Linked DNA regions of Mus musculus: region 1 is linked to region 2. Evidence: chromatin loops called from intact Hi-C (ENCODE). Cell type or tissue: heart. All regions are shown on one strand. Each heading gives the region's core, and the rest is flanking DNA. Links, peaks and the distances in the headings are about the cores only. Region 1 overlaps Baz2a (bromodomain adjacent to zinc finger domain, 2A). Region 2 overlaps Stat2 (signal transducer and activator of transcription 2).

Region 1 (5,372 bases), core at 205-5,204, 180 kb before region 2:
CATATTCAGTGTAAGGGTGGCTACCCTATTTAAAAAAAAAAAAAACATTTTCTCTGTTCCAGTTGTTGGGAAAACTGACTAGATATATGGTAGACTTCTTGTCTCAGGCCTTACTCTTCCTCTTTGCATGATGCATAATTGGTTTTAGGAATATGTCTGGATACAATCTGTTCCTAGCATAGAGCTAGAAATAAAGGTTGATTGAATTGAATGAACATCTTATTTTTAAAGCAGTTAGAGTTTATTGAGAGAATGTTTAACAGATTTGAGCACCAGTGTGGCTGGAGGAGGGCCATTTAGGACAGAGCAGTCCATACCATGTACATATGTGAGCTTCATTAAAGAGTTGTCTGGACACCTACTGTAACACCTAATATAGCTAAATTGAAGGTTTCAGCTTTGACTTTCCGTCTCTCCTGGGATTGATGCCTAGAACTAAAGATGTGTGGCTACAATGGTTCTGTCTCCTCTGTGGAGTCTTTACACCAAGAAGTCTCCGTCCTGGTCCCTGATCCCACAGTGAGCTGTCTAGATGATCCTTCACATCTTCCTGATCAACTGGAAGACACTCCAATTCTCAGTGAAGACTCCCTGGAGCCCTTTGACTCTCTGGCAGCAGGTGGGCTCTGCAGGGGGTTCCCTTTTGTGCTGGCCTGAGCCAACCTGTTACTTGGAAAAGTTAGAAAACCAGGGAATGTTTTAAGGAATCTGGGGTATTGGGCTTGTTGGTGAACCTTTAGTAAGCCATAGTCTATGTACACTGCTGCCTGGGCCAACTTTACTCACTTTGGTCCACTTCCCAGGCTCTTTCTGTCTTCTAGTTGGCCAAGAGCCCTTGGCTGCAATAATTCACTGAATAGGCTATAACTAACACACAGTTGGATTATTTAGGTTTTAACTAAATAGAAAAATTTGCCAATTAAATATAAAAACAAGGTCTATTTTATGATAAATAAATGATGTTAGGTTTCTACAAGGATCTATGGGGTAGATACACAGTATCTTTGCCTTCATTTTCACAGTCTCCTGACTTTGCTTTAAGAGGGCTATATGTTTCCCCTAATTTATATTAATGTATTGCATGGTAGGGTAGCTGACATAGCAGAGTTGTGACTTTGACATGATCCTGAACTACATAGTGAGTTTCAAGTTAGTCTGAACTAGAGACCCTTTCTTTCTTTGTTTTTTTTTCCCCCAACTCCCCAATTCATACACTAGAAAGTAGAATATTTGGGGGGGCCTTAGGAAAATCTGACTTTCTAACTTAATTCTTAATATTCTGCTTTTTGAATTTTCTTTCACCCCCATAAGCAGAGCCAGTGAGTGGCAGTCTTTATGGTATAGATGATGCGGAGCTGATGGGTGCAGAAGACAAGTTGCCTCTGGAGGGCAACCCTGTGATCTCTGCCCTCGATTGCCCTGCTCTCAGTAATGCTAATGCCTTCAGTCTCCTGGCAGACGACAGCCAGACATCAGCCTCCATCTTTGTCAGCCCTACCTCCCCACCTGTCTTAGGGGAGTCTGTCTTGCAAGGTAAGTGACGAGAGGGGTAGGACATATACATAGAGTTGCAAAAACAGTGAGAGAATGGGTTCCATAATTAAGCCCTTAAACTGGGAAGTATGAAGCTGTACCTTGCTGACAGACTATGAGATGGTGTCTAGTGGGAATAAAAAGGCATTGACCATGGTACTTTGCCCTGTAGAGAACTTGAGAGACTTGGAAGTTGTCAAGGAAAAAGGCCAGAGGCCTTTCAAGCTTCAGGAGAAGGAAAGAGCCAGCGCTGCTTTGTTAAAACTTAATTTTGGGGGCTGGTGAGATGACTCAGTGGGTAAGAGTACCCGACTGCTCTTCCGAAGGTCCAGAGTTCAAATCCCAGCAACCACATGGTGGACATATAATAAATAAATATTTAAAAAAGAAGAAAAAAAAACTTAATTTTGTTTGTATGAGTGTTCCTATGTCTGTATATCTATGTATCGTGTATGCATTGGTGTCCTTGGAGACCACAAGAAGGAGGGTGTCTCCAGCTAGACCAATTGGGACTGGAGTTCCAGAAGGTTGTGAGTCACCCACTTGTGGGTGCTGACTTTTCTCACTAAAAGACCTTAAAATAACCATGTTTACCATAGTGCAAGTTTGAGTGTTTAAATTCAATTTTATTTATACTGTTGTTTGCTTGTAGATAACAGCTTTGGACTGAACAGTTGCAGTGACTCTGAACAGGAAGAAATAGAGACCCAGTCTTCAAACTTCCAACGTCCCCTGACTGAGCCAGCTCCTGACCAGCCACCTAGTACTCAACTACATCCAGCAGTTTCACCAACAGCCTCCCCAGCAGCCTCCTTGACAGCATCTGCAGAAATCTCTCCAGCTGTCTCTCCAGTAGCATCCTCGCCTGTCCCTCCTGAAGTCTTTGTAGCAGTCTCTCCAGCTTCCTCACCTGCTCTGCCAGCCATCTCTTTGGAAGCCTCTATGACAACTCCAGTAACTTCTCCTCAAGGTTCCCCTGAACCTTCTCCAGCAGCTGCCTTCCAGACTGTCTCCCCAGCAAGGAAAAATGTCAGCAGTGCTCCTAAAGCGCGTGCTGATCGAGAAGAGACGACTGGAGGAGCAGTTGCAGTCTCTGGTAGTGGTGAGTGTCCACACTCTGCTCCCACCTGCCTGTTCTCTACAGAAGCACATGTCACATATGGTGCCCATCCTTTTGTTTTTTGATACAGTGTCTCAGTATGTAGCCTTGACTAGCCTGGAACTTGCTATGTAAACCAAGGTGGCTTCCAATTCAAAGAGATGTGTCTGCCTCTGCCTCCAAGTGCTTTATCCTGTAACTTTGCTTGACTTCTTATCTTGATGTCTCTGGTCTTGTCCTCTAGGTGATGTACTGAAGAGACGTATTGCTACCCCAGAAGAAGTTCGTCTTCCCCTCCAGCATGGGTAAATGCTCTAGATGGCTACACACATTGACCTCAAGAAGCTCACGAATGATAGGAAGAGAGGAGCTCCTCTCTTCATCTTGGTGGGAGAGGACTGGGCTGGACAGGAGTGGACTACAGGACAGTATGGAGGGTGCAGGACTGGGCAGGACAGGAGTGGACTACAGGACAGTACGGAGGGTGTGGAACTCCTGGAAGAGCAGCAAATGCTCCTAACTGCAGGGTTATCGCTCCAGACCAGTTCTCTCTTCTTAGGGTCTGTCTCTCACATTCTTTGTTCATCCTTGGTCTTGATCCTTTTTCGGACTAAGGCCCAAGTATCCAAAGGAGCTACATAGAACTGTTTCCATAGAGCGGGACAGCAGTTAAGGGAGAGAGGCTTCCTACCAGTGAACTGGGTGGTTCTGTGGCAGTGATTTCTGTTGGAATGCTCTCTGTGGAGTTAAGGTCTAAAACAGTAATTTTGGTGACCAACCCAGCTGTTGTCAGAGGCCTACATTTTCTAGGCTACTTGATGCTACCAAGTCTTCGTGCAACTGCAATATTTAAGACAGAAGTAAGGCTGAGTTTTATACTACACTGCTCAGAACATAGTCATACGACCTCGCCTCCTTAGTTATTCCATGATGTCGGCCTCTACGCGCCTACTCTTACACGTTGTTCTGAGCCAGGGCAGTTAGTTTCCAGCTGCTCCTTTCAGTAGCTTTATAAAAAGGAGGGTGGGGAATCTTTGTACATGTTTGCCATTTAGTGCAGTGTTTCCTCTGAAGTACTTGCTTCAGCTCAAGCACTGTGAGCCTGTTTATCAAGCTTGTGTGCTGTGCTGTTTCTGTATGCAGGACTGTGTAGGACTGTCTGCATGCAGGGCTAGTGAGACAGCTGGAGGGGGAGTCTGCTCAGTGGGCTTGGCTCCTGGGTGGCATGGGAGTGGGTAGGGGTGTGACCTGGTGGCAGGGCCCATGTGCTTCTCTGGCAGGTGGCGAAGAGAAGTGCGCATCAAGAAGGGCAGCCATCGGTGGCAGGGGGAGACTTGGTACTATGGCCCCTGTGGGAAGAGAATGAAGCAATTTCCAGAAGTTATCAAGGTAATAGCAAGCCTTTTCTTGGGTCCCAGGAGAACAGGGTAGCATTGTCTCCTCTGGGGCCTGTTCTGCGTGTGCTGTTACTGCCAAAGCCTTGGAATGACTATGACTTACTAATGCTATTTACTTTTCCTCTCAGTACCTGAGCCGAAATGTGGTGCACAGTGTCCGCCGTGAGCACTTCAGCTTCAGTCCCCGCATGCCTGTTGGAGATTTCTTTGAAGAAAGAGATACACCAGAGGTGCTGGCCTGAGGATTAAATAGTTGGGAAAAAATTATAGCTTCCTTTCGTGGAGTTAGGTGGCTCAAGGGGTCTGGGATACTTCAGAGGGCTTTGCAGGCCACTGTCTTCTCATAACTCAGTGTCGCTCTTCCTTTAGGGCTTGCAGTGGGTCCAGTTATCAGCAGAGGAGATTCCTTCCAGAATTCAAGCAATCACTGGCAAACGAGGCCGACCTCGAAACAATGAGAAGGCTAAGAACAAGGAAGTTCCCAAAGTGAAGCGGGGCCGAGGTCGGCCTCCTAAGATCAAAATGCCTGAGCTGTTGAATAAAACAGATAACCGACTTCCAAAGAAACTGGAAACCCAAGGTACAGTGTTACTTGTAGCTCAGATATTGTGCTCCCTTCAGGAGGTATTGCTGAATTGCTGATAACTGATCTTCCCCGGAAGGTCTGACAAACCTAAATCCATTCTTGCCCCTTGGAAGGCATGAGTAGAACCCCATCTCTTTGTGGTTTTTATTTTTTGTTCTCCACCCCCCCCAAGGCATTTTCTTCCTTTTGAGTTGTGTTTACTAGAAAACTAAGCTGTGGGTTATTCTCACATATAGTAATGGCCAAACGAGAAGGCTGCCATGGTTTATTTTGTCTTTCAGCTCTTTGCATAGACTGAATTTATTCATATAATTCCTGTGATTTTTTTTATTGTAGAGACTTCAAATCACACCTGAATCCTAAAGATTGTTGGAGCACTATTTTAGTGGGATAGATAAATGGGAAAATGTCTGATTTTTTAAAATAACCCTTTCTTAAAAATGCTTGTACTATGCAGTGTACAGAATATGAAATGGTCTTTTTAATTCCATTCACACAGTTTTAGCTCTTTAATCTGGTTGCATCTTTTTTCTCCCCCATGTTGGGGACCAACCCTAGGACTTTGAACATTCTTCTAGCAAGTCCTCTACAAATGCTAAAACCCCAATCTCAGAATATCTCATTTTTTTCAAAAGGTTTATTTTATGTATGTAAATGTTTTGCACATAGGCACCACGTGGGTACCTGTGAAGGCCATATGAGGGTGTCAGACCCCCTAGAACTAGAGTTAAAGTTGGTTGTGAGCTGCGAGCTGAAT
Region 2 (5,372 bases), core at 128-5,127:
GAGGACCGGGGTCCTGGAGCTGGACTTACAGGCAGTTGTGAATCTCCTTACAGGGGTGCTGGGAACTGAACATGAGTCCTCTGCACTTATGTTACGTACGTTATGCCACTCAGTGTGCACTCTCAATACCCGAGCCTTCTCTCTAGCCCCCTGTGTTGATTTTTAAGTCCTGTTTATTTCTGTACGTGTGTATGTATGTGTACACATGTGTATGCGTACCACAACCCATGTATAAAGGTCAGTGAACAATTGGCAAGAGTTGGTTCCTACTTTCTATGGTGTGGGTCTTGGGATTGGACTTGAATTGTTGGGTTTAGTAGTAGCTGCCTTTACCTCATGAGCCATTTTTCTGGCTTCATGATTTTTATATGTGGCAGATTATACATATCTAGTTTAATTCTTCTGCAGATGGATTTCCAGTATATTGAGGAAACTGTACTCTGTGTGTGTATGTGTGCGTGCGTGTGTGTGTGTGTGTGTGTGTGTGTGTGTGTGCGCGCGTGCGTGCGTGCGTGCGTGTGTGTGTGTGTGTGTGTGTGTGTGTGTGTGGTGTGTATATATTTGTCACCTTCATTAAAAAATTAGCTCTAGATTCATGGATTTATTTCTGGGTCTACATTCTGTTTCCTTGGCCCATATGTCTGATTTTATGTTGGTACCGTACTATTTTGGTTACTATATCTTAGTATTATTTTATTATGTGAGCTGTTGTTTTGAAACAGGGTCTCATATATCTCAAACACACTATATGGCTGTAGGGCTATCTTTGAATATCTGATTCTCCTGCCTCTTCCTCCCAAGGGCTGGAATGACAGACATGTGTCACCATGCCCAGCCTCCAGCTGTACTAAGGGTTTTTTGTGAGTGCATATAAAGTTTGTTCCTGGGGAGAGTGGCATTTGGTAGAAATTGCATTAAATCTATAAATCATTTTGGATGATATCTAGAATTCTGCTTTTTTTTTTTCTTTTTTCTTTTTTTTTCTTTTTTTTTTTTTTTTTTGAGACAGGGTTTCTCTGTATAGCCCTGGCTGTCCTAGAACTCATTTTGTAGACCAGGCTGGCCTTCAACTCAGAAATCCACCTGCCTATGCCTTCCGAGTGCTGGGATTAAAGGCATGTGCCACCACGCCCGGCTTAGAATTCTGCTTTTAACCATCCTCTTGCATCTATTACGTGTAGTTGTTCCCACTTATGTGACAGTCTTGGGGCTAGAGAGGCAGCTCAGCAGTTAAGAGCAGCTGGCTGTTCCTCGACTAGCACCTGGGTTCAGTACTCGGCACCCACAAGGTGGCTTACAACCACGGAACATCAGGGGATCTGACCCTCTCTTCTGGCCCCCACATGTATCAGGTATGCATGTGGTATACATACATACGCACAAGCAAAATACTTGTGCACAGAAAATGAAAACTGAAATTCAAAACCTGTAAATAATAATCTGAGATTTACCCAATCACTAAATGAGAGGATTCAAATCCTAACAAGCCTGGTTTCAAGGCCAGATGTGGCTAGTGCCTCTAATGCCAGTGCTTGGGAAGTGGAAGGCAGAAGTTCCAGTCTAGCCTTGCCTATGTAGAGATTTGAAGGCCAGCCTCTGCTACATGAGACTCTGTCTCCTAAAATCTTATGATAAAGCCCATGGTCTTTACCCCTTTGTTTCCCACCACCACCACCCCGGCAGGGAATCTCACTATGTAGACTAGTCTCAAACTCAGAGAGCTCAGCCTGCCTCCTCCTGAGTTCTGGGATTAAAGGTGTGCACAGCACACCTAGCTCCTTAACATTTTCTTAGGCTAGACATACAGCCCCCGCTTGCTCTATGGTCCTCACTTTATTTCACCCACTGAGTCTTGTCCCATTGTCTGTCCTTGTACACCTAGACAGGTGGACGAGCTGCAGCAGCCTCTGGAGCTCAAACAGGATTCAGAGTCCTTAGAAGTGAATGCAGAGCTCTTGTTAGCACACGACCAGGAGTTGCCATTGATGATGCAGACTGGGCTGGTTCTGGGCACAGAGCTGAAAGTGGACCCCATACTGAGTACAGCCCCACAAGTCCTGCTGGAGCCAGCCCCACAAGTCCTGCTGGAGCCAGCCCCACAAGTCCCGCTGGAGCCAGCCCCACAAGTCCTGCTGGAGCCAGCCCCACAAGTCCTGCTGGAGCCAGCCCCACAAGTCCTGCTGGAGCCAGCCCCACAAGTCCTGCTGGAGCCAGCCCCACAAGTCCAGCTGGAGCCAGCCCCACAAGTCCTGCTGGAGCTAGCCCCACAAGTCCTGCTGGAGCCAGCCCCACAAGTCCTGCTGGAGCTAGCCCCACAAGTCCAGCTGGAGCCAGCACACTTGCTGCAGCAGCCATCAGAGTCAGATTTGCCTGAGGACCTGCAGCAGATTAGCGTGGAGGATCTGAAAAGTAAGTGATCTCTCACCATTGCCAAAACGTGAGCCCCAAACTCCTCCTTCATCTCCTGGCGATTCCTTTTGATAGGAAATGCAAGGGCCTCCCCTGTCCTACCCTGGGCCTTCATTTCCCCAGAGTCCCTTCAGCCCCAGAAAGTTGGGAGCTTCTAACTTGTATCAGGGCCTGATGTTTCTCTCTGTGTCCTCTAGAATTAAGCAACCCGAGTACTGAATACATCACAACCAACGAAAACCCAATGTTGGCTGGCGAGAGCAGTGGAGATGAGACTTCCATACCCTACCACAGCCATTTTGATGCGGATGGACTCTTGGGATGGACTCTTGATACCTTCTGAGGACTAGGAGCTATGTTTCTGTTTTGTTCCTCCTAACTCCAACATCAAGATGTTGCTTCCGACAGTGGGGATCGGGGTCTTCTAAGCTGGTTTACATGAACTTTGGAATAAGAGGTAAAAGCCTAACATGGTTTTGAAGGTGCACCAAAGAGTCAGAACAGACACTGGCCATAATCTTTCTAGGATCCTGAGGCTACCTACCATGCTGGGAGACGCAGGGGTCTTGAGGGCTGGTCAGGACATTTGCGAGGTCCTTAGAGGGTCTGGGGCAGTGGTGTCTTTCAGGTTGGAACGACTTTAATGTTTTGATAATTGGCTAAGTTGGTGCAAAGCAGCATCGGGCCTTTGTGGGGAGTTCAGACATGAATGGAATTCTGTTCTTCCTCCTCCATTGCTACCCTGGGTCCTGTCAAACCCAGAGCCCTGCCCGTGGTAGGCAACCACGGTGGCCCTGAGCCATACCTGGGCCCTTCAGTTCTCTCTTCCAGTTACCTCAGGTGTACTCCCTTCGCTCCTGACTCCAGTTCTATAAATTTCCTTCTCTTCCTATAGAGGCTGAGCGCTGTCTGCTTCAGCCCACCATGTAAAACAGAATTCATGCTAGCAGCTCCCTTGCCATGATCAATTCCCCACCTACAAAGTAATCCTGACACTCTCATGAAGATGTGAAGCTCTGCTGCTCTAGGCCATGCCGTCTCTACCTCCCCCAGCGCTTGAGAGAATCACTCCTGGAGGTTTGAATGGTTTCTGAGCACTTGGGAATTACTCCTTATAGTACTCAGTAGAGCTGAGAGCTTGAAGAGAACTTAGCTATTTTATTATTTTATGAATAAGAGGGCATCATTTCTTTTGCACAGTGTTTTGTTAACATGAAAGGAAAAAAAAAAACCCAAAACTTCTGTTCCTTAGGAGTGACCTAGGCAAGGACCAGGTTCCTTGGGTCTCAGAACCTTGAAGGTTTATCAGACATCTTTATGCCTTAGCCATTGTTGGGGAACCCAGGAGGCAATTGCCTTGCCGCTGCTCTACGGTGTGCTTGTGGTACAACTTGTGGGAAACGAATGTGAGGACCTGCACTGTGGCCGTTCTCTAACGGCGCATCAGAACAGTCCAGGAAGGGGTTAATAATAACTGGGACAGGGGACAGCAGTGCCATGCCCAGCCTCAAAGGCGGCACGAGCCAACCAAGAACCAAGGAGGCAGACAAAGAAGATACACACAGGAGCAGAAGCTCAAGGAGCCAGAAGCAAAAGTCGTGAGAAAAAGGTGCCCGGCCAACAGGTGAAATTAAGAAATTCAGCAAAACCAAGGCACAACAGCATAGTGGGACCAAGAGAATGGCACTGCTTCTTTCTGCTCCTTTGTAAGTCCCTGGTTCTCTGCTGTACCATCTCTCACCAAGCTCTGAATAGTTAGAAAGAACTGTTGTCCTGAAGTCCTTCGTACGTCATAATAAACTTTTGTTAAAACAACAACAAAGATACTGTGAGAGTGTGCCTTCTCTAAACTCTGTTCCTGAAAGTCATTCCTTAGAGACAGAAAGGCCAGCAAGGTACAGGCATTAGGTCATCAACTGGGGCTTCTCTCAAACCCACCCCAGGACATTCCTCTTGTCATTCCTTCCTTCCCCTGTTTGACACAGCAGTTTATGTCCCTTGGACTGTCGAGGTAGAGAAGGGACAGGCATACAGCTTCATTATTACTGAGTAGGTGGCAAAGCCAAGACATAAACCTGAATCTGCCCAGGCCAGTGCCTACAATCCCAGTGTCTGGGAGGTAGAGGCAGGCTGAGGAGTTGAAGGCTCAGCATAGGGTACATACTGAGTTTCAGGACAGTCTCAGATACAAGAGTCTCTAAAATATAAAATGAACATGATCCAGGCATGGTTTAATCTTAGCACTTGAGAGGCAGAGACAGATGGATCTCTGTTAATTCTAGGCCAGCCTGGTCTACAAAGAGAGTTTCAGAACTGCTGGGGCTGTTACACAAAGAAAACCAGTCTTTAAAACAAAACAAAAATTTTAAAAAACCAAAAAACCCTGAATCTGACTGTATGCCACATGTTCACTTTTCAATTTTTGGTTTGTTTTGTTTTGACAAGATTTTTCTCTATGTAATCCTTGATGGCCTGGAACCTGTATACAGTAGGCTAGCCTTGAACTCACAGTACTATTTCTCTCTTTGCCTCTCTGGCACTGGCATTTGTAATGCCACCACAATCAGAGCTTTGGTTGGTGGGTAGGTGGCTGGGCTTTTGTAGAAAGGAGGCCACTCTATGGTACAGGTTACAACAAACTCACAATCTACCTGCCTCAGTCACCCGAGCACTGGGATCCAGGTGTATCCCACTGGCAAAATGTATGTCCTTTGGTGTCCAGGCCATGGGAAAATAAAGGAAATAAACAGGATGTAGCGTCAAACACCTGTACTCCCAGTGCTTGGGAGAATGAGCTAGGTGGATCACTAGGAGTTTGAGGCCAGCCTGGACTATGTTGTGAGTTCTAAAATAGCTAGAGATACAAAAAGAAACCCTGTCTCAAAAAAAAAAAAAAAAAAAAGCTGGGCAGTGATGGTGCAGGCCTTTAATCGCAGCACTTGGGAGGCAGAAGCAGACAGATT

The links. Peaks named below come from ENCODE experiments on the same cell type or tissue, not always from the same donor. Only the 100,000 strongest peaks of a DNase experiment are listed, where the experiment ranks them.
Region 1: a loop joins it to region 2, with 2.0 times the contacts of the local background. A loop is called at or near these places in 1 of 42 quality-filtered maps.

What each region holds. Positions count from the first base shown.
Region 1 is chr10:128,112,149-128,117,520 of GRCm38, forward strand. Baz2a (bromodomain adjacent to zinc finger domain, 2A) reads left to right here. Exons shown (of 30, transcript NM_054078.2): 5 at 434-619; 6 at 1,315-1,533; 7 at 2,186-2,635; 8 at 2,877-2,937; 9 at 3,913-4,021; 10 at 4,158-4,259; 11 at 4,399-4,609. Among named protein-coding and RNA genes, the nearest start is that of Gm51821, 11 kb to the right of the region's middle. In heart, for the core only: no CTCF peak of the experiment used is centred there; no DNase peak of the experiment used is centred there.
Region 2 is chr10:128,288,622-128,293,993 of GRCm38, forward strand. Stat2 (signal transducer and activator of transcription 2) reads left to right here. Exons shown (of 24, transcript NM_019963.2): 23 at 1,883-2,409; 24 at 2,607-4,232. The coding sequence ends at 2,752. Among named protein-coding and RNA genes, the nearest start is that of Il23a, 6.8 kb to the right of the region's middle. In heart, for the core only: no CTCF peak of the experiment used is centred there; a DNase peak (open chromatin) is centred at 2,280.